2 separate regions of the Homo sapiens genome follow, and region 1 is linked to region 2. Evidence: chromatin loops called from intact Hi-C (ENCODE). Cell type or tissue: Caco-2. All regions are shown on one strand. Links, peaks and the distances in the headings refer to the core of each region. The heading gives the core; the rest is flanking DNA. Region 1 holds the start of LOC124900701 (a long non-coding RNA gene). Region 2 overlaps SCFD2 (sec1 family domain containing 2).

Region 1 (16,113 bases), core at 4,596-7,095, 77 kb after region 2:
ACTGCAAAGGTTAAAGTGACTCTCTAAGTTTTAGAGTATGTCTGTGTGTATGTATGTATGTACTTATTTATTCATTTTGAGACAGAGTCTTGCTCTGTCACCTAGGCTGGGGTGCAGTGGCACGATCTCGGTTCACTACATTCTCTGCCTCCAGGTTCAAGTGGTTCTCATGCCTCAGCCTCCCAAGTAGCTGGGACTACAGGCACACACCACCACACTGAGCTAATTTTCGTATTTTTAGTAGAGACAGGATTTCGCCATGTTGACTAGGCTGGTCTTGAACTCCTGACCTCAGGTGACCCACCCACTTCGGCCTCCTAAAGTGCTGGGATTACAGGTCTGAGCAACTGCGCGTAGCCTAGAATATTTAATTAAAAGATTTTTCAAGCTACCTTGCTGGTGATGCTGCTGGGTCTTGTGCACTGGGTAAGTGAATGCCTGGGCCACATTTAGCAGTCACCAGACAGTACACACATTCCCTCACATGTGACCAGTCAGGGCAGAAGGGCTGTCAGGTCGAAGAGCTGTCACATTTTCAGAAGAATTAGACACCCCTGCAAAATATTATCAGTTCAAGTCCAGAAGGTTACCTACTGGAGATGCCCATTTCTGAGACAGTTTAAACCTCATTTCTCTAAGGAAAACAAACTAGCAAAGCACACCTTGGAGTTTGGGGGAAGAAATAAATATGCCATTCCTGGCTTTCTTTGGATAGAAACAACCTAAATGGAACCACAGAGCCAAAAATTGGAAAAGAGTAAAGTCATTCTGAATTTTAAAATCGTAAGACGGTGTAACATGCATGTCAGTCACCTGATAGAAGTGTATGTGTGTACATGTGTGTGCATTAGTGTGCGTGGTACAGGTGAGAGGAAGATATCATGAGGAACAGATAGTTAAGGAGTCAAGAAGACACAACCTGCAAAGAAAATACTTGGAAGATAATTGTGGGGCTTTTTGTTTGTTTGTTTTTTGTTTTAGAGACAGGGTCTCACTCTGTTGTCCAGGCTGGAGTGCAGTGGTGTGATCATGGCTCACTGCCACCTCGACCTCATGCACTCAAGTGATCCTCCCACCTCAGCCTCTCAAGTAGCTGGGGACTACGGCACATGCCACTAAGCCTGCCTAATTTTTTAATTTTTTGTAGAGTCTGGGTCTCACTATGTTGCCCAAGCTGGTTTTGAACTCCTGGCTTCAAGCAGTCCTCCTGCCTCAGCCTCTCAAAGTGCTGGGATTATAGGTTATCAGCCACTGTGCTCAGTGAGAATTGGGATTTCACACTTTTGAGAATGGCAGGGGAGCAGGAACTTTGTGTTTTTTAAATCTATGATCTTTAAGTTATAGAACAATTTTTGGAATATAGTAGGCATTCAGTAAATATTTATTACTGAAATATGAAAAGAAGTCAAAACTTGGGAAAATAATTACTACACACATCACAAAAACACATAGCTTTGGTCGGGCACAGTGGCTCCCTCCTGTAATCCCAGCACTTTGGGAGACCAATGCAGGTGGATCACCTGAGGTCAGGAGTTTGAGACCACGCTGGCCAATATGGCAAAACCCCGTCTCTACTAAAAATACAAAAGAAAATTAGCTGGATGTGGTGGCGCGTGCCTGTAATCCCAGCTACTTGGGAGGCTGAGGCAGGAGAATTGCTTGAACCTGGGAGGTGGAAGTTGCAGTGAGCCGAGATCATGCCATTGCACTCCAGCCTGGGCGACAGAGCAAGGCTCTGTCTCAAAGAAAAAAACAACAACAAAAACACGTAGCTTTGTTGAAGTGGGAGTGTCAGGTACCATTGAACCAGAACTTTCTACTTACTTTTGCAACATTTTCCAGAGCATATCTTACTTTATGATTTTCTGGATATCACAAAAAAAAAAAATCTGTGCTCTTTAAAAAATGGTATAGGTCAGGCGCAGTGGCTCACACCTGTAATTCCAACACTTTGGGAGGCCAAGGCAGATAGATTGCTTGTGCTCAGGAGTTTGAGACTAGCCTGGGCAACATAATGAGAACCTGTCTCTACAAAAAAGTACAGAAATTAGCTGAGTGTGGTGGCACGCACCTGTAGTCCCAGCTACCTGGGGGGCTGAAAGGGGAGGATTGCTTGAAGATCAAGGCTGCAGTGAGCCGTGTTCACACCACTGCACTGTAGCCTGAGTGACAGAATGAGACCACATCTCTAAAAAAATAAAAATAAAATTTAAAATATTCATTTTAATTTATGCCACTGCTGACTCCATCCTCATAGGTACTGAATATTTGTTTTGAAAAGATTTTTTAGTATGGATATTTCAACCTCATGGTAGAAGAGAAATGAAAACTAAGCTGAAAATATTAGAGAGCTGCATTCTGGGCCCACTTCTGCACCTTCATAGCTGTGTGTAGCCTCTGGATAGTTAAGTGACCTCTGATCTTTAGTTTCCCCATCTTTAAGATGGGATGGTTAGCAAACTGATCTCTTTCCAGCTCTACAAAGCTATAGATTTTTTTTTTCATTTCACAAATAGTAAACATTTATATTTTAAGAAGTTAGATTATAACTATGAGATAATTAGCGTATGAAGAACATTTTATGGCATGTTAAAATTTTTCTTAGTTGACAGGATCTTAAGTTGAGATAGCCACAGACTATTTTCTATTTTCCAAAATATGTAAATAATTGGTAGATTAATTCATTCAGTCATCAAATAAGCATTTTTGAACACCCACTCTATCTATCTATCTATGCCAAGAGTTATTGCTAAGCACACACACAAAATCCCTTATTTGGCAGAATATAAGATATACTCAGATATGTAAGATGCAATCTAATTTTATAAGGAAATTTTGAGAGAAATTAAAAATTTAAGTATGTTTTATTATACAGAGGATAAGAAAAGCTATTTTTATTTATAAATTTATTTGTATAGTATACGAAATAATAAGTTCTGGATATATAGTAGTATTCAAACCTTTAAAAATTAAGCTTTTAAAGCTAAATTACATATCCAAAAAGAAATACATTGGCCGTAGAATACTAGAACCCAGCAGGCAATAAAACACAAATTGCATTTACAAATTAAGTGCCCATACCATACTTATGGGGTTAGAAAAGCAAATACCAGTACTATATTTTGTTGAATACTAATAACTAAAAATCCACACTATAAAACAAATAATAAATGAATTCCAGTAGAGTGTATGCAATCAAAAGCAACAATATTAGTAAAACCTCGTACAAAGGAAACAGTAAAATCCTATAAATGTACGTGAATTCTCTTCCAGGTAACCTGAATATTTGTGAAACTCACCTCTTTGCTGTGATGTATTGGGGATCACACTTTGTCATCAGGGCAATATTGCTATTCTCCTACTATTGTCCATTGAATGCAGATGGCAGATTTGTTAGTTGAATTTTCTATTGCAGTAGCATTGCTTATTTTAAGAATATTTTTAGTAGCTACTAAGTGACTATAAGTTACCACGGCTCACCCCAGACTCAAAGCAAGTTTTTTGTGGGCGGGGGGGGGGGGTTGGGGGTGGAGGTGGGAATTGGGGTGGGGAGTTAAGTGGATACAGTTTATGTGCAGACAAAAAGGAAAAAAAAAAAACAGAAATACTCTTGCCTCCTAATTGACTCACTATGTAAAGATGGAGACAGATTATGTGTCTGCTTCCTACACTGCCAATAATCTTAGGACAGAGCTATATGATTTTTTTTAAAGGCTTGGCAAGGAATTACAGGGTTGGGGTGGAGAGAGGAATTCCCCTTTGAAGGAGGAGGAGGAGGAAAAAGGAAAAAAGGAGGGAGGGAGGGAAGAAGGGAGGGAGGAAGGAAGGAGAAAGAGAAGGGGAATGGGAAGGGGAAAGGGAAAGGAATCCTGTAAAGTATATAGAAGGAGAAAGGGAGAGAGGGAGGGAGGAAGGAAGGAAGGAAGGAAGGAAGGAAGTTCCTGTAAAGTATGTGGAACCCCAAAAAGTGTCTGTTGATTTGGTTCTCCAGAAACCAGGTGCTGAGACAGAGTTCGAAGTGCAAGAGCTTTATGGTAGGTGGGAGGACGAGATAAAGGCTTTGAAAAATAAAAGGGGGAGGGAGCAGGATTGCAGTTTGAGCAGGGAAAGCCTTGGGCTGTGATGTAAATCTGACAACTGTGAAAGGACAGTGGGGGAAGCAGGGTTGGGGAGGTAGAGCCTCAGACTCTGATGCAGGTCTGACAAGTGTACCAACCCCAGGGGGAATTGGGGATTAAAGATTGACTATTAGAGAAGACTTCATTAGGAGGAAATGGCCAGGTCCTAGTGCCCTCACCATCTTCTGTTATTGGCTGGTACTGACCAGGAGGACTGTGGCCCCATCTCAAAAGCTAAGGAGGATGCCAATGGGGTGACAGCTGGCAGCTGTCTACTAATTGCACTCCTTGCAGCTCAAAGGCAAGTTCTTTCTTGAAAGAGTTTGAACAGTGAACTCCGGGGCTACCACAGCGTCTAACATTAACTGTGACATGTTTTACTATTGAAACACAGGAAGCAAATAATCAGTGTATCAATGTCAAAAAATAAGAGAGATTTCATATTTTGAAAATATACTTTGGGAAATATATTATTTTTTAAAGGTTTGTAAGTGTTTATTTTAAAAGAATATTTTTTAAAAGTTCATTTTTTAAATATTTAAATAATACCGAAGTACCCAAATATTCTCCATTTCCAGTTACCACTTGAAAAATCTGGTGTGTATCCTCACAAAGTCTTTTCTTGTAGTACATAAAAAGTGGAACGATATTAAAAGTAATACTGTTTTGCAAGTTGCTTTTTTTATTCAACAAGATAGGATTTTTAGCACACTTCAACACCTTCCACTGCTCTGACCCTCGTGTTTTGTTACAATTATCTAGAAATTTTGTTCCAGATAATTATTATTTTTTCACTTTATATTTCTTCAATTTAACTAATCTTTGTTGACAAATGCATGGATTTCACAGCAACATGGTCACCAATTATTTAAAATTAAGCATGGCTGATTTCTTTTCTCAGCACTATTTTTTATATGTCAAGTCTCCCTAATTTATTTACATTTGTTAGTTGACAGCTAAGATCTCCAGCCTAATCAGATGCTTTAATTTTGCTGCCATCTGTTTTCTTCCTCCTTTTGGCTCAATGCCATCCCTTTTCTTTCACTTGTCACTGACGTGGGCTTCATCAGATTCCCCACAGTGCCTTTCCTGGTTCCATCTGATTTGCTATTGCCTTCAGCATTGTGAAGCTGAGCTTTATTGAGATGTTTTCCTAACCTCCTTCCCTCTCACCCCTGCCTCTCTTAATAGAAAGCCACTCAATTAATACATAATATAATCGGATTTTATTGGTAGCTGAACCCACTGCCGTGGTCAGAAATGGCGAGGTGGTATTTATTTTTAGAAGTAGTGTCTGTGGCCCTGTTGTTTTTCTAACTTATAAAGTTTCACGTGCTTTCTGGTTTCCCTTTTCCAAAAAACAGAATAAGTAGAGTAAGTCCTAATACCTCCGGCTGTGAAGATTCAGCCCAACCTTGCCCCAAGACAAACCAGGGATAGCATTTAGATGACAATCCATAGTCCCAAGGAGAAACTACAGGAGGCTGCTCCAAGAAAGGTGGTCAGCTCCAGGGGATTCTGAGGCTCCGTTTTGTTACTTCACTTGGAAATCTAATGTGTGTAAGTGGAGGACATTAGGATAAAATGGCTGAATTCGCTGAAAAAAACAAAAAAAATAGGTTGGGGAAGAAAAGGAGGAAACTAATATGTAGAGATTTTGTTTTCGAGAATATTTTATCTTATACCAGATCCTCCATGTACATTTTCCAGATGTGTCACAAGAAAATGTATATTTTATTTATTTGTGTATTGTAATATTTAGATCCAGCCTTAAAGTTCCAATTTCCAGGAAGTCCAGTACATATTTCCTTTTTCTCTACTGGACTGAGAAAGGCAAAGAACATGGTGTGTTGAACCATGCTAAATTATACCACAGGGAAGGGACACCTTTGCTCAGCCTTAGCTGATTGCGTCCCTGTGGGAATGAAGGCCCAGTGTTCTTGGATCTTTTGATGATATATATATATATATACACACACACACATTTTTTAGAAGAAGCTTTATACTACTTACATAGAAATAAATGTCTATAATAGCAGATGGTTGAAAACAGTGAAATGATTTTACGCATTTCCGGATTTGGATTGAGGAATAGATAGCAAATCCACCACCGTGGTGTATAGAGAATGAGAGAAAACCCTGTTGCAGTCTCCAATGAGACCAGCTTTGTAAACCACATTAGAGTTGTTGATTACTAAAGGGCCCAGAAGTCAGCAGAAGCATTTTACAGCTCTGCTGAGAGAAGTGTATGTGTCCCTTTGTTAGACCCATGAGACCAGGTCCTGGCTCTTAGGTATATTTGAGATATGTTTTATTCTTTTGACATAGCTTATTTGTCCCTCAGCTTGTCTTAACAAAGTGGAACATTTATGCTCCATGCTGTCACTACTGAAAAGAGGATGAATATAAAAATAAGGAAACTCTTGAGGGTAGCAAATGATGGAAGAAGTGGATACACTCTGGGAAACAGAGCTATGCTATGGAATGCCTGAAAAGAATAAAACTCAAGTATTTTAACACCAACAACAAGTAATTATATTACCACTGAAATAGTGAAGCATGGTTTTTGAAGCAGTAATGTGTGAATTTCCTAAGGGCTACATCAAACCATCCTTAAACCACATGTACAAGGTGAACACTTCCATTTTCAAAGGCATTTTGAAGAAACAATGTGGATCATTCTTTCTCTCATCCTTTCTCTCATCCTTACCCAGTACTTTTACAAAACTAAATTTTTACCCTTCCCAAAAGCTGGTAACTGGAGTGCACAGTTAATCACTTAGTTACTCTCATTGGACATCTCATCTCCTGATTTAAATGCTGTTTTACTGTGTGCAAGTATGGTAAACAGGTAAATGTAATGTTGATTTATTTTGAATAGAATGGTAGTTAGAGGAACTTAGCTCCACAGAAACCCTTTAAATCTACCAAGTTATGTGCAGTGATTGTAAATCTCTGTTAAGTGTAAAACATACCTTATGAATTCACCAGGTTTACCAACACCTCTGTTCCATCACCATCAGTGAAACTGTATCAAGCATCCATAACACTGTAGGAGGCACCATAAGATACTGCAGCACTATCAGTTCTAGAAACAAACGTCTGCCATTGGGGATCCCACAGATGGTTGCATAAACCCTTTTAATTAGCATATTATTGACCCAATAATAGCTTTTCTGAGAGATATGTTTTATATTCCAGTCTGCCCATATGGCACGGATATGCTGCTTAAGGATCACATAATAAAAGTCTTTATGAAAATATGCATAGCATATGTCTAGTATCAGATTTATAGACTGAATAGTTCCTGTGGTTTTCTTTTTCTTTTTCTTTCACCAAATAAGGGAAATGAATAAACTTCTCAAACCTAGGCAATTATTTAAGTTCAACAGAGGTTTTATCTCATTCATGAAAGATTTTCTATCAACAGGTTTAAAATCTTTTAACCTTTGTTTTCAAAATTAGTTATCATTTTCACTCTTGATAAAGGTCTTTCACAAATTTTTCAGTAAGGCATGAACCATCAAAAAAGTACAGTTCTTATCGACAATGCTGGAAGTTCTATAATGAACCCACTACTAAAAGGCAATGAGTAAGAAGCATGCATTGGAAGAACTTAATGTGGTTGGAGTTTGCAGAAAAGATAGGAAACCCAAAGAACAGAGATATTTATAGTTGCATAATTCAGGGCATTCCTCGGAAATTTTTAGACAAATAGAGCAAAGCAAAGTATCTACATTAAACATGGCTAGGTACTTTCCATTTTACAGACTAGCAAGCTTCCATGAGAAGCATATGGAATCTCACATTGTTTCATTTTTATTGCATTGTAGGACATTAAATTTTGATTCAAATGAACCCCATCTTATGAAATTGAGGTATGGTTGGAGAAAAAAAATCAAATTCCAATGTGGATTATTTATAAATAAAGATCCTTCTTCAGATGACTCATGTAAGTTCATTCATTCATAAATACTTTGTTAATTTTAGAAAATTGACATTTGAGTCAAGCTCACCTCCCTCTCTCATATTGAGTTACATGCTGCGGTAGTTACATGGTCTCAGATAAAGATATATTGCTTCATTTGATAACATTAACTCAGCAAAGAGCAACAGCACTCTAAACAAAAACAGGAGGTCTGAGGGAGAATTCAACTCAAAAAGAAGTTTATAAGTAGGATTTCAGAACATACTCACCCACTGCATTTGTGCTATGCCATAGTACTATGCTCAATGCTGATGGAGGTGATTTGTTAATAGCATGAAGCCACTGCCCTCTAACAGCCGTGTTGGGAAGATAAGCACAAATGGATCATGTAATTACCAGTTCAAGACAGAAGGAGTGTAAGTGTCAAATAAGTGATTCCAAAGATAAAACTGGACAAGGTTCAGAGCAGAAGAGATGAATGAAGTCAGCATAGAGGCAGGGGCAGAGCAATGGCTCTAGCAACCGTCTTAGGAGAGAATCCTGTTTTCACCACTTCATAACAACAACATGGTCTTACGTCACAATGTCACTGAGCTCCAACTTCCTTATTTGTAAAATGGAATCAGAATGTGGTCTTTACAAGTTATTATGATGATGAAAAAAGATAATGTATGAAAAGTGCATGATATACAGGAGGCACCCTTACCTGGTAGCTATACTAAGGCTACTGTGATCTATCGGGGCAGGAGTGGAGCAGCCAATCCTCTTGCAAAAGATATGCCTAAACTCAGGCCCAGTGAGAAATTTGGTTAGGGCCTGGCACTTAAAGGCAGGAATTGGTGAGAAGATTGGCCCAATAGAAATTTGTCTTTAAAGTGTGTTAGAGAATTTTAAAGTATATTGTAGTCAGATTACAGAGGGCCTTGAATACCAGGAAGAGAAGTTCAGGCTACATTCTATGGGCAGCTGGGAGTCACTGGAAGATTTTGAGCAAGAAAGTCACCTAATGAAATTGGTATTTTAAGGCTTATTCTGATAGACCTGATAATTGGACATGCAAACTGGATTGGAAATAAGAGAGTAGAGAACAAAGGATGAGAAAGAAAAAAATGAACATTTATTGAACACATATGGTATGTATATGTTTTAGACCGTGGCCTGAGAGCCAAACTCTGATCCCAAATGGGGTTCCCATAAAGGAAGACTGAATCTCTTTTTCTCTTTGATGAAATGGAAAGTGAAAGCCCAGAAGAGCTTTTCAGAATTCTGAAGGCACTAGACTAGAGTAGCCAAACTGCTACCTGGAAAGGGAATATATAGTGCTGGTAGATGGAAAGCTCAGAATTCAAATCCTGTTTAAGGAAATATTTTTGTCGGTATTAAAATACTTTAGGCTAGGCATGGTGACTCACGCCTATAATTCTAACACTTCGAGAGACTGAGGCAGGAGGATCACTTGAGCCAAAAGTTCAAGACTAGCCTGGGCAGCAAAGTGAGATCCACCATCTCTGAAAGAAAAAAAATAATTAGCTGGGCATTGTGGTACATGACTATAGTCCCAGCTACTCAGGAGGCGAAGGTGGGAGGATTGCTTGAGCCCAGGAGATTGAGGCTGCAGTGAGATGTGATCACACCACTGTATTCCACTATGAATGCAGAGCAACACCCTGTCTAAAAAAAAAAAAAACAAAAAACTTTAAATGTCTTCTTTTTTCTGTTAACAACCTGGCATTTTATTTTCCATGTTCTTTCTCCCTATCGTTTTATACTTAGAGTAAAATTCATAATGGACAAGGCTCAGAGGCTTCAGATGTCAGGCATGATTTGTTCATGAAACTCTCCATGCAAGTCTGTTTTAATTAAAAGCAAACTGTTTTACAATGAAAACTGTTTAAAACAAACTCTTCTGTGAACATTTGAACATCTGTAAGGAAATATAAAGGAGCCCAATTATCAATCTGAAGAGTTGTATCCAAGACAATCCAGTTGTCTTTACAATTGAGGGTGGGCCAAAGAAAGGTGATTTCATTTTGGCAGATTTCCTGCTTCATGGAACCCTCCTCAGACTCATGAAAGGATTTGCCAACTCCAGGAGGCTGGAGTTCTATTGGATTCCAGTAAATGCCAGTAAAGAGCTCAGTAAATCAGAAAACATGACTTCTTCTAGACTTGTATTCGTTTTTCTTTTCAGAATTATCTTTCTAACATGCTGTTCTTATTAAGGAAAATTCTGGGAGCATGTGGTATTCCAAGAGTCACTTTGTGTTACCAATTATTATTCAAAAAGTATTACACTTACAGCCTAACATTGGCCAACCCTCTTAGAAGGATCCAGAGCACCACTAATTTTCTTTTCACTGAATGCAGACTTAATAAAAATTTTCATATTCTGGCTTGCAATGAAGTGTCATGTTCCAAGCAGATATCCAAGATCTATATTCCCCAGGGTTTGGTTGAACTGTGACATTATGTTCATTTTTGGATTGTTGTCATGTTTATCAATAGATTTTTTTCCTTGGCCTTGCTTTGCCAGGATGAGTTCTCAGGTCTCATAAATATAACAGATATATGTGGTTTTAAAGAGATTAGACATTTTTCTATGAAAAGACAACTTCAGATCTGAGACAACATAGTGTCCAAAAAGAGTTAAGGTTGGGGGGCTGTAAAAGCATCACTTTTACATGCACCTGTGCTTACAGGATTTGTGTCATATTGGTTGGCCATTTTCATTGGTTACATAACATATTCTAACTTGTCAGACAGTTACTGATTGGCAACACAAATGCTTCTATAATGTACTCAGAATCAAGTTTCCATTTCAAATTATTGCTGAAACTCATTTTTAAGAACCTGTCATGAAATCACTTAAATTCTGTGCTTTATTGGGAAAATACATGCATGTCTTCAGCTTGAGACATAAGATTTTATAGCTTTAAAATTTTGTATTATGAAAAAAATCTGTTTAAAAACTCCATACATTATTTTAATATGCAAATCACAGAAAATGAAAGTCTCTTATGCAACTTCTCTTACTATTTGGAGAATATTTCTCCATAATTTTTCCTATATAATTCCTAACATGCTTGTTCATATAGTCCTTAAAATGGAATCACCATATGCCTAAACTTCTACAACTTGCTTTTCCTGCTATTACATATAAATCTATTTATTCATTTTTGATAGGAATACTATATTCCTTTGGGAAGTGGCCTATAATTTATTTGAACAGTCCTCAGTTGATAGACATTTACATAAGGTGTTAATCTTTATTTACTTTTTAAACTTAAATACAGGGATATTCACTTTTTAAAGTGAACTGCTATGAGTTTTGACAAATGAATGCAGTCATGTAACCGCCACAATTCGGATACAGAACTGCCCATCACCCCAAAAGTTTCCCCTTACTGCTCCTTTGTAATCAACCCTTTCCCCCCAAACCAGCCCTTGGCAATCACTGAGCTGTTTTCTTTTCTTATAATCTCACCTTTTCCAGAATATCACAAAAATGGAATCATGTAGATGTAGATTTTTTAATTATTATTATAATTTAAGTTTTGGGATACATGTGCAGAATGTGCAGTTTTGTTACATAGGTATACATGTGCCATGGTGGTTTGCTGCACCCATCAACCTGTCACCTACATTAGGTATTTCTCCTAATGTTATCCTTTCCCTAGCCCCACACCCCCTGACAGGCCCCGGCGTGTGATGTTCCCCTCCCTATGTCCATATTTTCTCATTGTTCAACTCCCACTTTTGCGTGAGAACATGTGGTATTTGGCTTTCTGTTCTTGTGATAGTTTGCTGAGAATGATGGTTTCCAGCTTCATCCATGTCCCTGCAAAGGACATGAACTTATCCTTTTTTATGGATGCATAGTATTCCAGGGTGTATTTGTGCCACATTTTCTTTATCCGGTCTACTATTGATGGACATTTGCGTTGGTTCCAAATCTTTGCTATTGTGAACAGTGCCACAATAAATATACATGTACATTCATGTCCTTTGCAGGGACATGGATGAAGCTGGAAACCATCATTCTAAGCAAACTATCACAAGGACAGACTACCAAACACTACATGTTGTCACACGTAAGTGGGAATGAGTAATGAGAACACATGGACACAGGGCGGGGACCATCACACACCAGGGCTGGTCAGGGGATTGGGGGCTGGGGGAGGGATAGCATTAGGAGAAATACCTAATGTAAATGACGAGTTGATGGGTGCAGCAAACCAACATGGCACGTGTATACCTATGTAACAAACCTGCACATTGTGCACATGTACCCTAGAACTTAAAGTATAATAATAATAAAATAAATAAAATAAAATAAAATAAAAACAAAAACGATATGGGTGCATGTGCCTTTGTAGTAGAATGATTTATAATCCTTTGGGTATATACCTAGTAATGGGATTGCTGGGTCAATGGTATTTCTAGGTCTAGATCCTTGAGGAATCGCCACACTGTCTTCCACAATGGTGGAACTAATTTACACTCCCAGCAACAGTGTAAAAGCATTCCTATTTCTCCACACCCTCCCCAGTATCTGTTGTTTCCTGACTTTTTAATGATCGCCATTCTAGCTGGCGTGAGATGGTATCTCATTGTGGTTTTGATTTGCATTTCTCTAATGACCAGTGATGATAAGCATTTTTTCATATGTCTGTTGGCTGCATAAATGTCTTCTTTTGAGAAGTGTCTGTTCATATCCTTCGCCCACTTTTTGATGGGGTTGTTTGTTTTTTTGTTGTAAATTTGTTGAAGTTCTTTGTAGATTCTGGATATTAGCCCTTTGTCAGATGGATAGATTGCAGAAATTTTCTCCCATTGTGTAGGTTACCTGTTCACTCTGATGATAGTTTCTTTTGCTGTGCAGAAGCTCTTTAGTTTAATGAGATCCCATTTGTCAATTTTGGCTTTTGTTGCCATTGCTTTTGGTGTTTTAGACATGAAGTCTTTGCCCATGCCTATGTCCTGAGTGGTATTGCCCAGGTTTTCTCCTAGGATTTTTATGGTCCTAGGTCTTATGTTTAGGTCTTTGATCCATCTTGAGTTAATTTTTGCTTAAGGTTTAAGGAAGGGATCCAGTTTTAGTTTTCTGCATATGGCTGGCCAGTTTTTCCCAACACCATTTATTAAATAGGGAATCTTTTTGCCATTGCTTTTTTGTGTCAGGTTTGTCAAAGATCAGATGGTTGTAGATGTGTGGTGTTATTTCTGAGGCTCTGTTCTGTTCCATTGGTCTATATCTCTGTTTTGGTACCAGTACCATGCTGTTTTGGTTACTGTGGCCTTGCAGTCTAGTTTGAAGTCAGGTAGCGTGATGCCTCCAGGTTTGTTCTTCTTGCCCAGAATTGTCTTGGCTATGTGGCCTCTTTTTTGGTTCCATATGAAGTTTAAAATAGTTTTTTCCAATTCTGTGAAGAAAGTCAGTGGAGGCTTGATGGGGATAGCATTGAATGTATAAATTACTTTGGGCAGTATGGCCATTTTCACAATACTGATTCTTCCTATCCATGAGCATGGAATGTTCTTACATTTGTTTGTGTCCTCTTTTATTTCGTTGAGCAGTGGTTTGTAGTTCTCCTTGAAGAGGTCCTTCACATCCCTTGTAAGTTGGATTCCTAGGTATTTTATTCCCTTTGTAGCAATTGGGAATGGGAGTTCACTCATAATTTGGCTCTCTGTTTGTCTGTTATTGGTGTATAGGAATGCTTGTGATCTTTGCACATTGATTTTGTATCCTGAAACATTGCTGAAGTTGCTTATCAACTTAAGGAGATCTTGGACTGAGATGATGGGGTTTTCTAAATATACAATCATGTCATCTGCAAACAGAGACAATTTGACTTCCTCTCTTCCTATTTGAATACTCTTTATTTCATTCTCTTGCCTGATTGCCCTGGCCAGAATTTCCAACACTGTGTTGAATAGGAGTGGTTAGAGTGGGCATCCTTGTTTTGTGCTGGTTTTCAAAGGGAATGCTTCCAGTTTTTGCCCATTCAGTATGATATTGGTTGTGGGTTTGTCATAAATAGCTCTTAGTATTTTGAGATACATCCCATCAATACCTAGTTTATTGAGAGTTTTTGGCATGAAGGGGTGTTGAATTTTGTTGAAGGCCTTTTCTGCATATCTATTGAGATAATCATATAGTGATTGTGTGATTGGTTATGGTTCTGTTTATGTGATGGATTACGTTTATTGATTTGCATATGTTGAATCAGTCTTGCATCCCAGGGATGATGCCAACTTGATCATGGTGGATAAGCTTTTTGATGTGCTGCTGGGTTTAGTTTGCCAGTATTTTATTGAGGATTTTCGCATCGATGTTCATCAGGGATATTGGCCTGAAATTTTCTTTTTTTGTTGTGTCTCTGCCAGGTTTTGGTATCAGGATGATTCTGGCCTCATAAAATGAGTTAGGGAGGATTCCCTCTATTTCTGTTGCTTGGAATAGTTTCAGAAAGAATGGTACCAGCTCCTCTTTGTACCTCTGGTAGGATTCGGCTATGAATCTGTCTGGTCCTGGACTTTTTTTGGTTGGGTGGCTGTTATTGCCTCAATTTCAGAACTTGTTATGCTTTATTCAGGGATTCGATTTCTTCCTGGTTTAGACTTGGGAGGGTGTTGTGTCCAGGAATTTATCCATTTTTTCTAGATTTTCTAGTTTATTTGCATAGAAGTGTTTATAGTATTTTCTGATGGTAGTTTGTATTTCTGTGGGATCAGTGGTGATATCCCCTATATCTTTTTTTATTGCATCTATTTGATTCTTCTCTCTTTTCTTCTTTATTATTCTGGCTAGTGGTCTATCTATTTTGTTGTTCTTTTGAAAAAGCTAGCTCCTGGATTCATTGATTTTTTGAAGGATTTTTCGTGTCTCTATCTCCTTCAGTTCTGCTCTGATCTGAGTTATTTCTTGTCTTCTGCTAGCTTTTGAATTTGTTTGCTCTTGCTTCTCTAGTTCTTTTAATTTTGATGTTAGGATGTCAATTTTAGATTTTTCCTCCTTTCTCTTGTGGGCATTTGGTGCTATACATTTCCCTCTACACATTGCTTTAAATGTGTCCTAGAGATTCTGGTATGTTGTGTCTTCTTTCTCAGTGGTTTCAAAGAACATCTTTATTTCTGCCTTCATTTCGTTATTTACCCAGTAGTCATTCAGAAGCAGGTTGCTAAGTTTCCATGTAGTTAGGCAGTTTTGAGTGAGTTTCTTAATTCTGATTTCTAATTTGATTGCACTGTGGTCTGAGAGACTGTTTGTTCTGATTTCCATTCTTTTGCATTTCCTGAGGAGTGTTTCACTTTCAATTATGTGGTCAATTTTAGAATATGTGCAATGAGGTGCTGAGAAGAGTATATATTCTGTTGATTTGGGGTGGAGAGTTCTGTAGATGTCTATTAGGTCTGCTTGGTCCAGAACTGAGTCCAAGTCCTGAATATCCTTGTTAATTTTCTGTCTCATTGATCTGTCTAATATTGACAAGGGTTTGTTAAAGTCTCCTACTATTATTGTGTGGGAGTCTAAGTCTCTTTGTAGGCCTAATAACTTGCTTTATGAATCTGGGTGCTTGTGTATTGGGTGCATATATATTAAGGATAGTTCACTCTTCTTGCTGCATTGATCCCTTTACCGTTATGTAATACCCTTCTTTGTCTCTTTTGATCTTTGTTGGTTTAAAGTCAGTCTGTTTTATCAGAGATTAGGATTGCAACCCCTGTTTTTTGTTTTTTGTTTGTTTTTGTTTTTGTTTTGCTTTACATTTGCTTGGTAAATATTCCTCCATCCCTTTATTTTGAGCTTATGTGTGTCTTTGCAGGTGAGATGGGTCTCCTGAATACAGCACACTGATGGGTCTTGACTCTTTATCCAATTTGCTAGTCGATGTCTTTTAATTGGGGGCATTTAGCCTATTTACCTTTAAGGTTAATATTGTTATGTGTGAATTTGATCCTGTCAGTATGATGCTAGCTGGTTATTTTGTCCATTACTTGATGCATTTTCTTCATAGTGTCAATGGTCTTTACAATTTGGTATGTTTTTGCAGTGGCTGGTAC
Region 2 (16,113 bases), core at 8,745-11,244:
GAAGATTAACATTTTTAAAGCCAGAAGGAGAATGTATGTGTGCAACCATGCTGATATTGATTCATATTTTAAAATTTAGTTTTAAATGTAAACAATAATATAATTCCCACAGAAGCCTGACTTTTTAGGCCTTCATGTGTTGCTTGTTTATTCTGTCTTTAGCACCTGGACTGAATTGGTCCCAAGTGGAGTATTAATTTTCATTGAAGTGTTTACAAAATGAAGCCCCTTTCTCTATTTTTTTCTGTTCGTTTTGTTTTGTTTTGTTTTGTTTTGTTTTGTTTTGTTTTCTTCCAAGATACACGCCTGAACTTTCCTGTCTGGCTCTTGAGTTGTTGCCAACCTGACAGAAAGCCAACTGGCAGAGGAAACTGATGAGGTGCAGTGTTCATTAGCAACTTACATTTCCCAACATGCAAAATGCTTTAGAGTTTTAATTTTTGAAGCTTTTTTAAAGCCAAATTATACTGTAAAATGACTAAACTCTTTATTTCCTTATTTGTGTTGTGGTAGTTAAGAAAAACAAATCTGTACTGTTCTTCTCACATAGTGATGTACAATTTGGGGGTTCTTTTCCATACAAATCACCACCTTGCAAAGAATTCAATCTTTGGCCAAGAAAGTTTTCTTCATAGTTAAAATGTGATTGGATACATGCTAACTGGGAATGCACAGCCCTTCTGTGAAATCATAGAAACAGTGCACCACATAAACAATAACACTGTAGTTATAGTTCATAGTATTTTGGTCATCTCTTCCATGGATAACAAGTGAAGCACATATTTTCATATATTTTAAAAATGTAGGATGCTTTAAATTTTGTTCCCAGAAACATATTTCAAGGCACCAATTTATTCTGTAAATGTATCTTTATTATTTTTTTAAACTTTAATCTCTTGCTTACCATTCCCCTTCACCCCTCCTCCCCTCCGAACCTTACAGCTCTCCGAGAGAAATCAGAAAACATGCACATACTATATCTTATAACTGGTCACCTTGGGAGGCTGCACATTATATTCTTGATTACTTCAAGTTGTTCTCCTCGGAAACGCAGAAGCCCAGACAAATGACATCATTTGAGATGAGTACATGCCTTTAATTTTAGAGATGAACATTTAATGGCTTTTGACTTTGAGGTGATTATAGCATTTCAGAGCAGCAGCCCTTCCAGATATTAGAATGGAAGTGTTGAAGCTGTTACACATCAGGTCAGCTATATACAGAATTTAGAACAGAACAAAAGCCATCAGGATATATTTGTTGGAATTTTTTGATGGCGTATGTGCACGTAAAAATCAAAATATCAAATTCTTAATTACTTCCTTAGTATTATCTTTACGTTTTTTCTTGAGCCAATTTATGTCTAAATTTATTTTAATGTCAGATTCAACAAATGAAAACAATTCTGGGAACATGCATATATTAGATTTTTTATTGGCTTTTTTTTTTTTTTTTTTTTAGGACATGGCCCTTGTTCTGCAATTTGATAGTGAAAAAAATCAGTATTTTGCTTAAAATAACAGAATAGCAAAAATGCACATGATTGGGCTAAAAAAAAAAAAAAACAAAAAACTGGGTTATTACTCTCCAGAGTAGAGAGGAGCTAGAAATGGTTACCAAATAGTGTGCTACACCCACCGTGTCCTCTCTGTCTGGACCAAAGTGACACACTCCTCCACATTGGACTTTTCAGAGCAGCAGAAGGTCATTTTTCCATGGCCAGTTTCTTAGTCTGGAGGCCATTTTTTTCTTTCATTCCCTCTGTCCCAGACACAGGCCTTGCAGTTCCTTAAATATATTATACTGCCTGAGATACTAAGTGCTTGCAAGAGCAGTTCTCTGCAACTGATTCCCAGCCCAGCCCAGCTAACCGTTTCCGAGCTCAGCTCAGACAACTCCTGAGATCAGCCTTCTCTGAACCTCCAGACCAGCTCAATGCCTCACAACCCCATTGTGTGTCGTAAAGTGAACAAAGTTTATTACCTATTTGTGTGTTACTTTGATTAGTGTCTGCCTTCCCTCCAGGATCATAAACTCTGTGAGTTTTGCTCAACGTTGTATCTCAAGCACCAGTTGTGCTGGGGGTTGGGGTGGGGGGTGCGCACATAGAAGACTCTTAATAAATATTTATTGCATGAATAAAGGAATAAGAAAGAAGCTGATTGCATTTCAGAGTTTCCTCTGATGCTGTGCAACAGGGCAAATATGTTGCAAGTTTACCAGATGAACTTAGCTTTGGAGAATAGAAAGTTTGGTTGAAGAAGGAATTGGAACATCAAAGGAAACCATGAGTTTTGGATGAGAGTTTTTAAATCCCATTGTTTGAAATATAGTGAAGAAAATATTTCATGAAATGAAAACAAATCACATCAGCTGTTAGTGGAAATGTTGCTTTGTGTTTTAATATTTTTACATGACCAGATTTTTAAATTCTGAAGTTTTGGGTTAAATTAGCTGTTTCTTTCTCTACTTCTTCAGGTTTTTTTCTTCTTTATTGCTTTTCTCTTCTTTCCTTTTGTCCCCACATCTTGTTTTCCGGTCAGGTACTGAGCACTCCATTCAGCCAACACATGGAATGCAAAATTTTTTATTTAAACCCATCTTTTAATCCTCTGGTTCTCTGAAGGTTTTTTTTTCCAACCTGATTATGATAGGAATGAAACAGGCCAAATAACTTTTTGGGAGGAACTCAGGGAGAAAGAGGAGAGCTCTCTGCCGAGACGGTGGTTCTCGGGAATCCTGCTTTCCCTGCAGGTGTGGCTCACCCACACAACTTGTACTCTGTAGTTAAGTGGGCAAATTATTTGTCCCACGTGTGAGGGACCTGCAAGGTACCAGTTTTAAGAAGGAAGGTAAATTCCATGTGTACACCATCATTTAAAAACCGGTGTGAGGATGGGCGTGGTGGCTCACACTTGTAATCCCAGCACTTTGGAAGGCTGAGGCGGGCAGATCACTTAAAGCCAGGAGTTGGAGGCCAGCCTGGCCAACATGGCAAAACCCTGTCTCTACTAAAAATACAAAAATTAGCTGGGCATGGTGGCACATGCCTGTAATCCCAGCCACTCAGGAAGCTGAGGCAGGAGAATTACTTGAATCCAGGAGGCGGAGTTTGCAGTGAGCCGAGATCACGCCACTGCACTTCCAGAGAGCAAGACTCTGTCTCAAAACAAACAAAAAACAATGTGATGTAACTTAACGCAATCTGCCATTTTAAAGTGGCAAAAGTGTCTGTTCTTTCATCTTCTTTCTCTCCTCTCCTTTCAACCGATTATTATGGAAGAACAACTGTGCATCTAAGGTAGTACTGGCAAAGGGTCAATAGTAGAGTAGGCAAGGTGTGTGTTGCCATGGAGCTTACTTTTAAGGGGAAAGTGTCTCTCATTAATGCCACAGATATCCCTTAGTTTTAGCGAAACTTCATATTAGTTTTAGCTCAACTTCAACTCTCTGGTTTTCCCTTGAACTCCCTCAGCATGGTCCGCTTCCCTTTGTCCTTCATGGGAGAAGTGCCTGTTGGTAGTATCCAGCTGCAGCCTCTTTGCAAATGTTCCTTGACAAATCTGTCCTCAGCCAGCTTCTGTAGTCCTTTCTGGATGCTCTCCCATACTCTTCCCAACCTGGATGGAACCATCACTCCTGAAACATTTTCTAAAACAACTTCTATTTACCCCATATCTACCCCCTCCCTTTAGTGATCAGGCCCTAAACCCTGCCAGTCAGACATGAAATTGGCAGTTCTAAGTTACAGCATCCTATTGGGTAGTCTTTCATCATAACGGAGAAACTAAGAATATATAATGTTTAATATGAAGTGGCAGGAGTGTGTTTGCTCCTAGCCCCAGGTATCTGTTTCCCTGCATGTATATAACCTGGGCCCTGCCGTCAGGCATGTGTGCCCATTGACAGAAACATGAGCGTGTGTCCCATCTTCTGAGGTTAGCTACTCAACAGCAGGAAGCTGACTGGCTTGTCTGAGCACTTGCTGCTTTTTTGCCTACATGCAGGAGAATATCTGATAAATTTTTGTTGACTGTGATAAACGGGAAAATTTCAAAATGCTAGTAAAAGAGAATAAGAATGAAAAAGGCTTTAGATCAAGATAAATAAAATGTTACTCTTATAATATTATAACCGAAATGATCTCATCTGACGTGTTATAATATGCTGGAAGAAGAAGATCCCTTCTGTATTCTCTCCTCAGGATTTAAATAATTTTAGACCATCTCTATCATAAGTTATTTTCCCCAACTGTACTATATTTTAATACCATTTCCTATGCCTAAAATACATTCCCTGTTCCCCATTCTTACCTATAAAACTCCCACTCATTCTTTAAGATGGAACTCATATGTCACTGCCTTTCTTATTCCTTCCCTAATCATCCTAGCTCAGAATGACCCCTGTGCCTCAGTATTGATTTGCGAGGATCCTAGGGACTTATATTTGTATTGCCACACAGGGTTGAAATTTATCCACATGTGTTCCTTCTCCCGGGGTGATCTTGGGCAAATCACTTAATCTCTCTTTACCTCCGTTACTCCATGTCTAAAATGGGGATATAATAGTACCTATCTCAGGGATTGCAGAATATAGTTATTATTGTTGTTTGTTCTCTCTTCTATTAATTAAGTTCCTTGAGAGCAGTGACTGTGTTCTCCACCTTTGCATTTCTAGCTCCCATCTGAAAATGGTGGTGCTGAAGGAAGGAATGAACAAAGAGTTTTGACATTTTTATGATGCTCTTCACTTTTCTCTTCTGATTTGGTTTAAACTCAATGGAGGCTAGATTTATAGCTGATCCTTTGGGGTCTAGACCTGGTTCTAGGATGTTAGCTAATGAGGGAAGTATTTGATAATGACCAATATTTTCTAGAAAAATATTCTTTCTTTATAAAACTTTGCTTACACTATCATGGACTTTCTTCTCTAATCCCGATAAGCCAAATATTGTAATAATATATCATCTTCTTGACAGCGAGTCTAGTTATTCTTCCCCCAAACCACTTTGTTCATCTAGAATTGAGTCTCCTATTTTTCTTTCACACCTACATATTTGGAACTGATTTTCTTTAATAATAACTTCACAAGAGAAGGACACTTAACCTATGCATAGTTAAGATGAACTTACTTTCTATGCTTCTTTTCTCAGAAGAAAATTTTATAGTTTGATCCTCAGCTTTCTCTGGCCCAACCATGTGAAGTTTGGTTATCAGACACTATTAATTTGCCTATATAAGTGGAAGATTTGGTGTCTGTTTGTCAAATACTTGGTCCTGTGTTCCTAGCATGCCAAACAGCACTGATAGGAATTAATATTTATTTTACACCAAAAATGACCAGATATAGCACCAAACCACCCTGTGGGATGTCCTAGCTCACTGGTCTCATAGTCTAAAGCAGGAAAGCAATATATTGGACCCTCTAATAGGACAAAGCCCTGACCCCCAAATATTCTATTTCTATGGACTCATCACTAGAGTACACAAAGCCTTTGGACTCTTGCTTCCTAGTATGGGACTGTTGTTACCACAGAGGTACCTATGAAAATCCATTTTAATTCTCCTCTAGATGGAGTGGTTTCCAAGCACCATTCTGCAAGCCAGAATCACCTGAGACGGTTGTTAAAAATACAGCTTACAGGTCCTACCCTAGACCTACTGAATCAGAAAGCTGAGGAGGCCTGTCTGAAGATCTGTGTGGAACTGGAGCAGTGTGTTCTGTCTGGAGCTCCCTTGATCAAGCATGAGGAATGACTTTCCTTTGAGACATCATCTCACTTGAGCTACCCAGGGCCTTGCCCTTTCTTCTGGAGCAATTAAGGTCCTAGGTCAATGAGTGGGGTGAGAGTTGTGTACTTGGAGGGGATCAGTTGAGGTTTTGGGTTTTAGTAGCATTTTGGGCATCAACGAGCATCACCTCTTATAGGCACACAACTGGCACCTTGCTAGGAATGTTTGTCAGTGCCCCCCCCCCACCCCCATCTCATGTTAGCAGCAAGGTAACCCTTAGGGCACTGGTTTGGCTGCTCCCTCAGCTGTCTCTGGCACTGGACAGTCCCCACTGTTGGTTTCCATGGTCTCACAGTCACCTATTCATGCATTCCCTCTCTCTTCCCATTTCCTTAGCCAAACCGGAAACATTTAAAAACCTAGCCTGGGAGTGAGAAAGCTCTATATGTACACAGCCTAATCTTTTTGCCCTTTGCTTAGACTAATGTTGTTTAAACTTAATGTTCAAGTGTTTGCAAATCTTGCTTTCTGTTTCTGCAGAAAATAATTCGTGTCTAGCTATCAGGCTAGGATAGGGTGGAAATGGGGGGACAGAAACATACCTTGCAATAGAAGAAATGAAAATGAAAACTGTAAATATCCAGCATGCTATTCATTGAAAATGTGAATCTGTAATGAAAATTTTGTCTGGAGAGAGTGGGTCAGCAAAGTAGTCCTTCAATAGCCATTTAATAGGAGCAGTAAGGGAGTATTGGACAGGAATTGTACGTATATTCCAAATAATCTCACAGTTCAGAAATAAGCCCTAATTTTTTTGTATGAATAAGCCATAAGTTTATTATGTTAAAAATATAAAATAATATAAAATTAAAAATAGAAAACATGAAAAATAATATAAAAATAAGTTGACCATAATAATATTAAACATGAAAACATTTAGAATAAGTACAGCTGCCATTTACTGAGTGCCTATAAAATGCCTTGCGTACTTTCCCTCATTATACCTCATAGCAATCCTGTGAAGTAGGTGTTACTACCCAGTTTACAAATGAGGAAGACTGGGCTTAGAGAGGTGAACTGACTTATGTGACATCACAAAACTATTAGGTGAAAAAATTACAATTCAAATGTAGGCCCATCTGGAGTCGAAGTCCGAGTTCTTTATGTCTGCGTGTATTGCCTACTAATTCTGGACCGAGAGGCTCCGACATTCCCTCCCCACCTATTTATTCTGCTTATTTCTCTTTGTTTATTGTGACACAGCTGTGCCATTTAGTGGCTGAAGTTCTTGGCAGGATAGGGTTTATGCTGAGGCTCTTCCTTCCCTTTCATGTTGAGTGAGCTGCGGCTTGTCAGCATGTCAGGGTTCAGAGGTCAGAGTTCAGGATTTTTTTTTTTTTTAGACGGAGTCTCGCTCTGTCACCCAGGCTGAAGTGCAGTGGCACAATCTCAGCTCACTGCAACCTTCACCTCCTGAGTTCAAGCAATTCTCCTTTCTCAGCCTCCTGAGTAACTGGGATTATATGTGCCCACCACCATGCCCAGCTAATTTTTGTATTTTTAGTGGAGATGGGGTTTCTCCTTGTTGGCCAGGCTGGTCTCAAACTGCTGACCTCAGGTGATCCACCTGCCTCAGCCTCCCGAAGTGCTGGGATTACAGGCATGAGCCACCGCGCCCAGACTAGGGTTCAGAATGTTTTTTGCTTGGCATCAAAGTGAGTGAGTCTGGGGAAGTTTATTCCTTAGGTGATTCCATCAGGTCAGAATTGGGTTCAAATGGATAATGTGATGTGATGATGGCAGCTGAAATTAAAAGCAAGAACTCACTTTGGGGGAAAAAAAACAAGAAAAATAAGAGTGACCTTGGTAGCTGCTTATATTAGCATTCTTGATTAATGTCTGCTTTAAAAAAATCACACGGGTAATGCAGCTATAATCATTGTACCAGTCATAACCAATTAGTTATGTTTATGTAATATGAAACAATATGCAGGCAGGGCTGCCTGGAATCCCACTTTCTTCCACAAAGGGAGTCAAGATCACATGGATTGCCACTTCTGCCTGTGCCTTGCCTTTGCAGGACACTATTCTGATTGCGACCAGGTCTGTTACGTAAGCACCGCATTCAGTTGGCTCTGCCAGTAATTCACAAAGTTACTTCTTTTGTGGACGTGGAAGGGACCTGAAAGAACTGTCCATAACAGCATGTTCCCAATTCAATCAGCCTCTATCCTTCTACGCCTCAGAAAAGAAACTGGATGGCAGGCTCATAACCAGCAAGCCCTAGCTGTTCTGGAGCCCTGTTTTGTTTGGCCTACTCAGTGTTTGTGATAACTTTCATTTGGAGCCCAAACTTGAACAATAGAGACTTCACATGAATAGCTGGATTTTGTTTGTGTGTTTCTTTTTGAAAAATGCAAGGAATGGTAGGAACTGGTGGGAGTTGAATCATGGTTGCCCCTTAGAAGGGGCCTGTGCTCCCAGCCCACCCCAGAATCAATCCCTTTCATTCTCTTGTATTACGTGTGGGCCCTTAGGTGCAGTGGAGTTTATGGCCTCTGCTTTCCCTTCACTGTCATGTTTTCCCTCCACCACCCTGTTGGTGGAATAAAAGATTATAATGAGCGACAGTTCTGATCAAATTGGAAATAGTTCACTTATCATTGTGTCAATTTTTTGTAAACAGGAACTCAAGATCCACACAGTTATAAATGTCCTTAGAGGCCCAGAAATGTATCAAGTACCGGATATGGCACGTAGTAGCCGCTTGGCAAGCGTCTATTGAGTGAATCTACGAATAGAACTCCTGAGTGTGTGGGGACTCAGGGTCATTTGTTTGGCTGGAAGAAGAGACCTTACAGGGCAGTTTGGGAATATTAATGACACTCTTTAAGTACACAAAGAGTTTGGATGACAGCTAGCAATTTTTTTTCATTTCCATAAAATACAGGATTTTATTTTTATTTTGTGATGGGATACCTTGGCCATGTTATACCAACACCCTTCTGGGGGACATTAAACTTTGGTGACCTTATAAAATTTCAATAAATTTTCTTTTTCTCATCCAAGCAAAATGTCCTCTTGGGTTCAGTTGGGTATGACGCCTGACAGTCTCTCTAACCTGATACTGTCTATTTCTCCCAGTGTGGACTGTGAAACAGGGACCTCTGTGTCTCTGTGCCCCAGAGACATTTGATGTTAACCATGAACGCTTATACTGTTAATAACATTTAGGTCCTGTCCTACAAGGAAAAATACAAGTTATTAATGCTTCTATCACAGTGATTTAGGACTAGGGCTTCATAGATTGACAGGGTTTGAATCTTTGTTCTACTATTTGTTCATCATGTGGCCCTGAGCAAGTTATATCTCATTGCTGTGGCTTAAGTTTCTCATCTGCAAAATGAGTATCCCAGTAGTAAGATCATAGCATAGTTAGAACAACGCCTTAAACATAACCTCCAGTAAATGACAGCTGCCATTCTGGTGGTAGTAATGATAGCAGAAGTGATATCTGTCTTAAATTATAAAAATGTGCCACTAAGAACTTTTTTTAATTTAGTTTTTTGTCTCTTTTCCCCCAGCTTTATTGAAGTATAATTGACAAATAAAACTGTGTGTATTTAAGGTATAGTTTTCGTCAAATGCGTTTATTACTTTGAGAATTGCACAGCCCTTTTGTCACTAGACTGTAAAAATATTGGATACATTTTCACCCATTAGTGTGTGATTGAGTTGGATTTGGTGAAACAAGAACCCTTCAGGTATGCATAGAAGGGGCCCCTTGCTTTCCTGGTTATGACAGGCAGAGGAGGCCTGTTTGAGGGAAGGTAATTATCTTCCTGCAGTAATTACTTTTCTATAAAAATCCAACACTCTCTCACCCCTGATTACTGAAGGAAAACAAAGCTCTGGTTTCTGTGTGAGCTCCTTGTAGTGAGAGGCCAGCATTGGAATGTGGTGTGATGTCACTGCTGATTGGCCCCAGGGTTCTGGGTTTCATCTGTGTTGTTGGAATACCTCAATTTATCTGTTTTCTACAGGGGATTACAGCACTCTTCAGGGGTTTGGAAAGTTCTGAAATGAAAGCATACTTCAGGGGTAACACATGCCTATACCAAACACTGGCAGTCCTCACAGGGCTAACAGTATATGCTAACCTTATGGAGACTTTATTTTTTTCTTAACCATCAAACCACAGGAGTTTTAAGCTGGCTTTATTACCATCTCTTCCTCTGATCCACTCCCTTACTTACTTTGGGCAGAAACTTTATTTTATTTTTATTTATTTATTTTTTGAAACAGTCTCGTTCTGTCGCCCAGGCTGGAGTGCAGTGGTGCAATCTCAGCTCACTGCAGCCACTGCCTCCTGGGTTCAAACGATTCTTGTGCCTCAGCCTCCCAAGTAGCTGGGACCATAGGCACCCACCACCACACCTGGCTATTTTTTTTTTTTTTTGAGATGGAGTCTCGCTCTGTTGCCCAAGCTGGAGTGCAATGGTGCAATCTCCGCTCACTGCAACCTCTGCCTCCCGGGTTCAAGTGATTCTCCTGCCTCAGCCTCCTGAGTAGCTGGGATTACAGGCATGCACCATCATGCCTAGCTAATTTTTGTATTTTTAGTAGAGACAGTGTTTCACTATGTTGGCCGGGCTGGTCTCGAACTCCTGACTTGAAGTGATTTACCCACCTCGGCTTCCCAATGTGCTGGGATTACAGGCATGAGCCACCGTGCCCAGACAGAAACTTGATTTTAGTAGCAAGATTACAAATGTTTATGTTGGGCCTCTTCTTTCCAGTTACTTAAAAATGCATTTCAAGTCTCTACTAAGTAACAGTGAATTCTATCAGAGTTGTTTCCCAAAGTGGCTTTTGTTCCCCCATGTGATATGGATACCACTGAAACAAAAGCCTTTTATTTTATTTTTTTTTTACGTAGATGCCTTGTAGATTATAAGAGGGAATAGATATAGTGTGGCAGTTAAAAGGCAGAAGCAGGGAGGGAAGTCTTCTAGAGTCAGAATCGAATGTATCCCTGCTAATTATGTCTGTGACCTTGGCAAGTTCTTACTTCTCAGTTTTGTCCTTTGTAAATCAGAAGTCATTTGTGTCCCGCCCTCTGGGTGGTGGGTGGGATCACTGCTCAGCCCACCCTTAGTAAGCACTCAGCCACTAATATGTTACCTTTATTACTGCTTTACTGTTATTGTACCTTGCTGTAAACTGAACCTGGAAGAAAATTCTACTTATTGCAATTATGAGATGTCATGTTTTCAAAGGATTTTCAAAATACTTTTTTTCTGATACAAATATTTGATTTATCTCTCTTTGTGATTGAATCTCATTTCAAATTTTATTGACCACCACAACCTCTTTATTTAATCAATAACTACTCAAAGACGGAGAAATGCAGTCACCAATATGACTTATGTCACTTAATTTTAACTACCAGGAGACCACGAACTGCTTGAGCTGGTCATTTCATCAGTTGTCCCTTATTTACTGAGCACCTACTATGTGCCAGGCAGGAATGGGTTCTGGGAAAACAATGGCAAATAAGAAAAAATCCCCTGCCCTCAAAGAGCCTGTGGTTTAATGGCAACATTACTTCTTACTTGTGTTTGTGTCCATCTCACATTTTTGTGTCTCACATTTTTGTTTGTCCATCTCACAAACACATCTCACATTGTGTTTGTGTCCATGTCACATAGTACCTGGCATACAATACTGATGCTCAATCAATGTGGGGTTGTTTTGGGTGAATTGAGTGCAGCTTAACTGAAATGGAAGTCCAGTGCTATTTCTGGAAATTTTCTTTAAAAAAATAAGATTTTTCCATGAAAAGACCGCCTTGTCTTTATGTTTTATTTATTAACAATCCCAATCCATCTGATTGGATGGAAAAATGAATCTAGCTGATTACCGTTTTCTTGCTTTTTAAAGAAGCCCTTTGCTGTGACTCTATTTATATAAAATTGCATGTGGTGTTTTGGTATATCAAGACATGTTTAAAAGAAGGTTTTTCTAAAATATAAACCAAGGTTGGGACTTGCTCTTGAACTTTACTGTACTTTACAGCATGATGAGTTCCTTCTCTAGTGTGCACAAAACTCCTGGTCTGCCCACAAACCAGCAGCCTTCCCTTCTACACCTCCAGATAAAGAAGAAAGGCAGTGGATGGTGGGATGGGAAGGAGGTGGCGAGAGGAAGACATATTAGGTGCTTGGCTTTGTATGGAACACTGTATGTGTTTTTTGTTTTTTGTTTTTTTAAATCACCTCTTACCTTTGAGGTAGATAGTGTTGATCACCTGTACAGATAAGGAACCTAAGGCTCAGAGGTTAAGAAACTTTCTCAAGAACACTCAGTAGAGAGGTAGCAGAGTTAGGATTTGAGCCCAGGTTTGCCAACCCCAAGCTGCTGTATATGGGAACAAGAATGCACCTCTTCTCTATCTAATAGATATTCTTGGCTAAGTCTTGCAAGGGTGAAAATTGTCTTACTCCAAGCTGCTCTGGGCCAGGTAAGACAGATCACAGGAAGTGGTAGGTTAAAATGTGGCCCCTCTTGTGCTACTCCTGTGTTCAGCTCTCCTGGGGTGGGGCACAGCAGCTTGATAGGAGTCAGCGTGGTCTGGAATTCCCTCAAGTTTCCATGGTTTCAGTTCCAGTACACAGAGTGCTACTCTCCTCCTGTAGAAAATGAGAAGCACTCCTCTTCTGAGTCTATTTCTCAGGATCTGTTAGATAAGATGCAGAAGTTTTGTCTAGGTCTAGTTAGAAATCTTGCATCTTTGGTTTTCTTTCTTCATCAGCTTCTTCAACTTTCATTGCATATGGAATTCCAGGATATCTGTGACAAGGTGATGGTACTTAGAGGCTCTGTGGTTGCTTTAAGACCTGTTGGCATCCAAAGGATATGTTAACATCCATCTGCCTTCTACCATCTCCCTCAAAACCCCAAATTACTGTGCTAGCTCTGTTATTTGTTGAGAAGTATGTGACTCAGGGTTCTTTTCATTGTCAGATATGAAAGAAAATCCAACTGAATTAATCATATTTATTGGTTCACAAAACCCAACTCTCCAAGGCCATCCAGCTTCAGGTATAATTGGATTCAGAAGCTGGAACAGTGTTATCAGGACTCCATCTTCCTTTACCTCTGCAAGTGCTCTTCTGTGTAGTATATCCTGTTATGTCTTATGTAATTGTTAGCTGTTCACCAAATATTTCCAGCTTTCTTCCTTTTGGGTAGGATTCTGCTTCTCTGTCCCCTGAAGTTAGGTTTGGCAATGTGATTTACTTCTACCAATAAAGTGTGGACATAAGAGGCATGTGGCACTTCTGGGCAGAAAGCTTTTAACAGCCAGTACATTATTTATTATGTCCCCCTCTTCCTACCATGGCAAACATTGAAGCATGTATCAAGATGGGGTGGGCCTTCATCAGCTTAGATGCATGAGTGATATCAACGAGCAGAGCTTCCCTGCTTGTCACTATGAACATTTAATGTGAGAGAGAATTTTTGTTTTACTAACTGACTGAGGTTTTAACATTTTATTATAACATAATCCTTTCTATCCTGACTAACATACATCCTCTATGTTCATATACAAATGAAAACAAAAGGAATTTCTATTCTGGTTGCTCAAAAAAGTGTCCTAGTATTAACTCTGAATAGCTATGGTTAGTGATGTTCCCAATTTCTGAACGAATCCTGTGTTCTGATTGGCCAGGTCAAGGTCACATCTTTATCCTTGAGTCAGAGGGGAAATCAGCCCATCCAATGCTCATGGGCAGAGTAAAAGAGATGTAGGTACCCAAAATAAATAGTGATATCAGAAAAATGGAGGATGAGTGCTAGGCAAATTAAAACAGCATAGGTCTTCTATATGATAAGAAAGGAAACATTTCTGCAGCATTTTATTTTTATTCTGGAGCAGGCATCGCATTGTTAGACCTTTTAGAAGGTCAGTGTCTTTCTAAATCTATTGAAGAGAGTTTTATGGTCTTCTTTATTGCCATACTATAAATAGATATGTCAGGAAAAAGTTATAAATTTGAAGCCTAAAGTAGAAATACCATGTCAGCCCATATCCACTTGTCAGTAATAAAAGTAAAAGATTAAAATACAAATGTGACTACCTTTCCTTTTCTCAAGTTTCTTCCACAGTATCACCCAAATTTCAGCCTTTATTCAGCTTTAGGGAAGATACCTCCAATGAGATGACAGGTCTGCCCTCTCTGTCTTTGGATTCTTACAGCAATTGATCTGTCTACCTCTCACTGACATTCATTAATTCTGCCTTTTAGGACTCAAGATGAAAGCAAATTTTGTACCACTTCCATGTGTGTGGAAGCTTCTAGGATGGACCTGGCACTAAGTAAAGAACAGGTTCTCACTGTATATTTTTAAAAATTTAAAGATACCCTGACTCAGTCTTTTCTTCTTTGGGTTAATCTTATCATGTTCTTTCAGTTTTTTCTTGAATTAGTGTTTCTAAATCTCCTAACTGTACTGTTTTCTCCTTCTTGTGCTCCAATTTGTCTATGTATATGATTTGCTTTCATTTAAAAAAATTCAGTCTATAATCTCTGTCTTTTGTGTGTGTAGACCACTTACATTTATTGTAACTATTGAAATGTTTGGATTTAGGTCTACCATTTTATAATTTGTTTTCTGATTATCCCTTCTAATTTTCATTCTTCTGTTTTCCCTTTCCTGTGTTCTTTGGGGTTATTTAAACATTTTTTTAATACTCCATTTTAAAAACATCGTGTTTGCCTATTTCTGTTTGTATAGTGTTGTTAGAGGTTGCTCTAGGGATTAGAATACACATACTTAACATGGTCTATTTACAATCAATATTTTACTACTTCAAGTGGAACATGGAAACATTACTCATATATCTCTAAATCTCTTTATATTGTAGTTCTCTCATATACTACATTTATATACATTAAAAACTCCATTAGATAATGTGATCATTTTCAATTTCAATTTTCAAAACTATTTCTGTTTTTCTTCCTTTATTTCTGATGTTCCACTTTTCCTTCTGATATGATTTCCCTTCAATCTGAAGAACTTCCTGAAGCAATTCTCTTAATTTTCTTTCAACTGAAAATAGCTACATCACCTTCAATTCTGAAAAATGTTTTCATTGAATGTATTTTTCTTTCAGCCTTTAAAAAATGTTCTACTTCCTTCTGGACTCCAAGAGGTTCTGATGAGAAATCCACAATTATTCAAATCAAATTTCTGGCTTTTGGGCTGGATTGAGTACAGGCTGGGAGGAAAACAAGAAGAATGATATACTTACCACCAGTTTACTGAGACTTCAAAGTATGGTTTTTTGCATTCTGGGGTCATGTGCTCTGCCCAGGTTTTCTACTTGCATTCAGTGGGGGCGAAAAGATGGAGTATGGTAACTTCAACTTACCAGGAACCTCCATGTGCATCTGTTTTGGAGATATATAGTTCAACAGAAGCTGCTAAAGCCCCTTTTATGTTAATACTATGTGTAGTATGTGTGCATATTTGTGTGTATTTAACAAAATCTAACATAGTGCTTAGTATGTGCCAACCATAGTTTTAGGTGCAAGTTAACTCATTTAATCCTCATGACAGTCCGATGAGATATGTACAATTATTGTCTCATACTTTACAAATGAAGAAATTAAAGGAACGAAAGTTTAAGTAATTTGACCAAGGTCACACAGCTAGTAAGTGGTGGAGCCAGGATTCAAATCCTCAGGGAATCTGGTTTCAGAGTCTGGCTCCTAACCATTACACTAAGCTGCCTTTAATTAACTATGATTATGTAATAATTATACTAAAACAGTGAGAAGAAATAATGCCTTCTCACAACAGTGAGAAGAAATAATTTCTTACAACAGTGAGAAGAAATAATGCCTTCTCACAATAGTGAGAAGAAATAATGCCTCATTGTTATTGACCACTTTCTGTACCTTTGTTTTATTCCAGCCACTTTATAAACATTATCCAATAATAAATGTGTTCATTTGTCCAATTTTTACTGAGAATTATGTCAGGTAGTGTGCTGGGTGCTAGGGTTCCAGAAGTGAACAAGCCCTGGTGGAGGCTACATTCTAGTAGGAGGAGGTCATGAAACAAATGACTCACATATACCTATGTGATTGCAGTTGTGAAAACTGTCACAGAGGAGACTGTTAGGAGAACATTCTAGTGGGGTTTCTAAATTAGTCTACCAGTCAGGATAAGACAGATTATTTTGAAATAACAGCCTTAACATTTCAGTGGCTTAAAACAATGAAAACTTATTTCTTGCTTATGCTACATGTCTGTGAGAAGTAGGCTGAGAGTTCTGTTCTCCATCAGTATTTTTGTCCCCCTTACTCCA

Evidence for each region. A loop is a pair of places that touch in the nucleus more often than their neighbours do. Peaks named below come from ENCODE experiments on the same cell type or tissue, not always from the same donor. Only the 100,000 strongest peaks of a DNase experiment are listed, where the experiment ranks them.
Region 1: it touches region 2 in a loop (1.9-fold over the local background); 1 of 110 quality-filtered maps calls a loop at or near these places.

What each region holds. Positions count from the first base shown.
Region 1 is chr4:53,032,315-53,048,427 of GRCh38, reverse strand. All of the region lies in intron 5 of SCFD2 (sec1 family domain containing 2), which reads left to right. LOC124900701 (a long non-coding RNA gene) reads right to left here and starts at 9,813. Exons shown (of 3, transcript XR_007058116.1): 1 at 8,316-9,813; 2 at 393-554. In Caco-2, for the core only: no CTCF peak of the experiment used is centred there; no DNase peak of the experiment used is centred there.
Region 2 is chr4:53,113,396-53,129,508 of GRCh38, reverse strand. The region is part of intron 5 of SCFD2 (sec1 family domain containing 2); the gene reads left to right. Among named protein-coding and RNA genes, the nearest start is that of SCFD2-AS1, 190 kb to the right of the region's middle. In Caco-2, for the core only: no CTCF peak of the experiment used is centred there; a DNase peak (open chromatin) is centred at 9,698.